Linked DNA regions of Homo sapiens: region 1 is linked to region 2. The links are chromatin loops, found by intact Hi-C in ENCODE. Cell type or tissue: dorsolateral prefrontal cortex. All regions are shown on one strand.

Region 1 (2,500 bases), 530 kb after region 2:
TATTTATATTTTTTATTCTACCCTGAGCCTTAACCATTGATATCCCCCTTCCCAACAATGGTGATACTTACCTCTCTCATTTCTACCCACAGTCCTCATCCTGCTGGGGCTTGGAGCTGTCTAAATAAAGTAGATCTCGGGATGTCCTCATTCCTATCAAGGAGTAAGAAAGAGAGAGGAATCACCCACCCAAGTTTCAAAATAACAGAGGATGAGAGAAGCAGTCAGGAAAATGTGATCCTGTATATATCCCATGGAGATATTATTGAATGTAAAATTCCTTACATTTATTCACTCATTTTTTTCAGCAAATGTTTTTTGAGTACTTATTTTACCCCAAGCACTATGTCAGACTCTGAATAAGGGTTAGGAATATCAGACATTTACGTGTGCCAAGCAATGTGCGAAGCACATTTAACCTTCAAAATAACACAAGGAAGTAGGTATGATAACCCCCATTTTAAAATAAGGATCCGTGGTCAGTCAAGTTAACAGGTTGCTTAAGTTCACACAGTTGATAAAGTGACTCTACTACAGTCTCGTGCTTCTCATGTTATGATCAAGCACATTGTGCATTAAGGAAACTTTTATTATTTGTTTGGGGAAACTGAACAAATTATTTATTATTTCTAACAGGGTGGATAGACTTTCGAACAACCAATATACAATCCGCCTGTTGGTAATTTAGGAAGCGTTTCTAGCCTGCTTGTTTTAGGGTTATTGTTATTCATTTACATGTTATAATCTCCTTCTTATCTAAATATTGTATTTGAAATCCAAATACACAGACACACACACACACTCTTTTTTAGTATAAGAGTAATTACAACCCCATATTGAAAAAAGGAAAAATGCTACAACAGAAGCCATTGAATTAAACTCAGAAGTGGGTTATGTAGAGAAAACAAGCCAGTTGCAACGTATCCCCATCTTAAGTTTTCTAATTTTTCTAGCCATGAAATGATCTTTCTAGATACTCTTGCCGTGGCTACGTACAACTGCAGGAAACAGGGTCTTATCTCAGAAACACAAATCATATAAACCTCTAGAATGTGTCTGGGGGATTCTACTGCATCTGTTTTTCCTTCCTTCAATCACAGATGCCTAGCCTCTACCCTGGGCCAATTAAAGGGGATACTTTCAAAAGACACTCTGAAAGCTGAGGGACAGAAAATTTAAATGCATTCGCTCAGCAGGGCACATTCAACTGTGTTTGGGCTCCCCCTAGCTGCATGGAACCAGATTCTCATTGCTTAAGCAGTTCAGCTGAATGCTTAACCTCAAAAGGCTGCGTGCAACAGAGCAAAGATTTTATCTCCTCTGTCTCCCTGGTTTACTCTTCTGAATACACTGTTGTTATTGCATTCAGTTGCGGAGACCGGAGAGCATATTAAGTAGTCCTGGTCAGAAGAGGGAACTCAAGTCAGAGAAAGAAAAGGCAAATGTTATTGTGGGGATTGTTTTAGCGATGCTTTATGAATGTCTACAAAGATAACATCAATTTCCCTTGTCAATACCTTTATTGGTTTTTTTCCCCCAAAGGGAGTGGGCTGAATGTGCTCACTTATTAAACCACCTCGGTCTCACATATAACTGCCACTGTTTTTACATGTAACGTCAATTCATCCTTGTGTAAGGAGTCAGACCGGGTGGAGGGAGTTTGACAGGAAGAGCCACATCATCCACGGCAAAAGCAGCTACCTGGCAGCTGTGGAGAAAGATGTCCCAAAGGCCTTCCCACACATCCAGAGCTACTGCCAAGCAAGAGGAGCTTTAGGAATGAGAAAATTAGAGATGTTTTAGCTTTTGTCTGCCTTACCAAAGCCTACTGTTACTGTTGCTACTGCAAGACAACAGAAGACATCCCCAAGCGGCTTCCAGCATCCCCAAAGCTCTGCCTTAGGGGCTCTGACATTTCAGTGGGTTTTTTTTTCTGTCTTATGTACTGTCGTTGCACTTGGGGAATTACAAAGAGCCAAACAGATGTAGCATAATATATTGGTTAAAGTCATCCATATTGTTATCTATGGAGCGCTGCTGCCTAGGTAGAATGGAGCCACCTATTGTCTCTTTCAATGGAATTAAATGAAGTCTTTGAGTCTACAAGTATTAATTCAGTACTTGGTAGGTTCAAGGAATAGTTCTGGGAACCAGAACACTGGAAATCATTCAGATGCCAGCTCTGCAGGCAAGGACCTCACCATCTATTGGAGGAGGGCGAGCTCCTACACAAGTGAGGGCACGGCCAGGCAGGGTAGGACTTGGCAGGTAATAGAAACAGGGTGTTATGAGGGTGTGGGTGAGGAACAAACCTGTTGCCTGTGATGGAGATTGGGTCAGGAGAGAGGTGCCAGGGGCAACTTCTCAGGATGAATAACATTTGAAGAGAAACAGGCAGAATAGACAGGGTTTTGAGAAGCCAGAAAAGGGATCATAGGGCATTCTGGGAAGAAGGAACATTGCAAAGAGAGAAGTGGAGGTAAGAATGTTAATGGAGCAC
Region 2 (2,500 bases):
CTCAGTGAAGAGATTACTTCCACTACTGGAGAGGAAACTGACTTTCTCAGCTTCCCCTTCAGCTGTGGCATAAGCTACATTTTGAGACCTACATTTTGGGAAGAAAATACCCCAGGGCCACTGGCTATGCTTAAGACACTTTGAGAAGCAAGTGGTACAAGTTCTCTCTCTGGAAGCAGACTTTTTTTTTTTCCTGCTCAGAACCAATTCTAAGGTGGTTTGGGGCATTTTCTTTTCCCGTAACCTTGAGCCTTGTTCTCCAGTTCTGTCATTAATTCTGTGAACTACTGAATTTATTTTTAATACATCACCATATCTTATCCTTCAAGGCCTACTTTAAGTTTCATCACCTACTTTTTTCAGACCACTTGAATATACATATCCTCAGAAGTTCAAAAGTACTCATTTTTTTGGTCAATTAGATTGGTAATTCTTAATTGTATCCTGTTTTTTTGTATTGTTATTTAACTAAGCAATTAGACTTTTAGCTCTGCAGGACGAGTTGTTTCCCATGGAATCTAGTAGAATGTTTTTATTCATTTATGCCTGAACTCTTTAAAAAAGGACCTATATCACTTATTGATCAGAACAATGAAAACACGTCTTCAATCAGAAAAAGAGGCAATCCTTGTGAAACTCCCAAGTACACTTTTTGAATTGATGGATCCATTTGTTACACTCTTCAAAAAGTTTCAACGCTGCCCTCAGCTCTTGCTATCTCATTTCGGTCTTTTGACCCTTAAGTCTTAGTTATTCCTTATGACATGGTAAAGATTGGACAGTAAAACTAATTGTGACAGTACTCAACAGAGAAAAGCCTGTAATGAATAGCATCAGGGAGACCTTGTGAAGAATTGCACTTTAAACATAAAAGGTTGCAGATGAATTGAAGAAAGGAAAAAAATATGAAAAAAAGGAAAAATTACTCCAGGGAACCTATTAAAGAAAATACACTTATATAACTTGACTTATTGAAAAGAGTAGCTGGATATGATTTTTCAAATAGGTATAAACACTTAAATGCAAATAAAATTAAACCGAATAAAATAGAAAAATTATTTTACTCAGCACAAGGGGGCAGAGTTAGCTCTTATGGAGAAATAAAGTGTCCTCAATAAACAGCCAATGGATTAAAATGGAATCTCTTCGCAAACTGGAAGACTAGAGTAGTGAAAAAACAGCACTGTGAAATTCCACACCACCTTTGCCTTGTACATTCCCTTGCCCTCCATTATCAGAATTCTCAGACCACCCCCACAAAGAAATTATTTCTGATCCTGATTTACAGCAGGGGAGTCTGAGGTACCTAGAGATTATTATCTGACTAAATTTGTATAAAAGTAGATCCATGATTTTCTGACCGTAAAGTTCACCATTCGTACAAAAGAATAATCTGCCTTTCTCAGATGGGTGTCTAGAGACAACGGATTGTGTAGCTATGATCCTTGCCCTATAAGAGTTAGCCACTTAATGCAGAGGGCAGAACAAACATACAAAAAAGCCTCTATTATCCATGCACTAGGAAGAAAGTAGCTTAACTGGCACACATGGAAGAAGCTATATGTCTACCCTTACATCTATATCTCTGTGCATGTTTATTAATTTAATACACCTATGCAAACATACCTGACTAATAGGATTAGTCTGGAATGTTTCCCAAAAAATGAACTTTGAATATAATTTTAGAAGACAGTGAGAGACACAGTGAGATCAGAGCCAATTCATCCTCCCAAAGTAGGAGAGCAGTATTGTTCAGCCAGGCATTTTACCCCATAGCATCTTATCTCACTGTTTTGCCATCACTGCCATAAGGGCTCCAAGGAGGTAAGGAAGCTTACCCAGTGCTCCTGATTTCAGATTATGCCCTTAAATCCACTGAGGTTCATTATCCCTAACGCTTGTTCCTAACTCCTTCACATCTTTTCATATTTTTGTTTCTACTTGAATTTAAAAATTTATTAATATAAGAAGACTAGATTCTCCTGTGCACCAACCTACAGAGCTTTAGTGCTTGCATTCTAAGGAGTCCTGCAGCAACACTCCCATCTATTGAAGCATGTCCACTGATATACAATGTACTTTGTTTTAAAATGTGGTTTCCTTCAACATTTTTCAAGCCCTGAAGACAACCTACGAGCATCCACTGAGACTTAGCAGCTGACTCGTTTCACTCACTTTTGATGTGGGGTCGAGTTTAACTTGAGCTACAGACAGTCATACTGGAATGCAACAGCATTTTATTGCAAAATGGATTGTTTTGAATGGTTTATAAGGCTTTATACCAGGTAAAGCAGAAAAGCAGAAAATGAGATGGATCATATCATCCATGAGAGGCAGTGAGTTATCATACTTCCATGGTGAGATGCCTCTGTCCTCTCAATCTCACCCTAAATCCTCTTCCCTTTCCACTCCTTTCCATACACATATACCAGAAGAACAATTTTTCCTTCCACAAAGAAGGAGGGCCTTAAGACCTTTAGGGAAAGGGTCAGCATACCAG

The links. A loop is a pair of places that touch in the nucleus more often than their neighbours do. Peaks named below come from ENCODE experiments on the same cell type or tissue, not always from the same donor. Only the 100,000 strongest peaks of a DNase experiment are listed, where the experiment ranks them.
Region 1: it touches region 2 in a loop (3-fold over the local background); 4 of 110 quality-filtered maps call a loop at or near these places.

What each region holds. Positions count from the first base shown.
Region 1 is chr3:117,018,030-117,020,529 of GRCh38, reverse strand. All of the region lies in intron 1 of LOC124909415 (a long non-coding RNA gene), which reads left to right. Among named protein-coding and RNA genes, the nearest start is that of LINC00901, 98 kb to the right of the region's middle. In dorsolateral prefrontal cortex, CTCF peaks have their summits at 1,016 and 1,225; DNase peaks (open chromatin) are centred at 1,239 and 1,702; H3K4me3 peaks cover 799 bases; H3K27ac peaks cover 2,076 bases.
Region 2 is chr3:117,548,486-117,550,985 of GRCh38, reverse strand. No RefSeq gene overlaps it. Among named protein-coding and RNA genes, the nearest start is that of LINC02024, 140 kb to the left of the region's middle. In dorsolateral prefrontal cortex, a CTCF peak has its summit at 1,089 (motif pointing right); no DNase peak of the experiment used is centred here.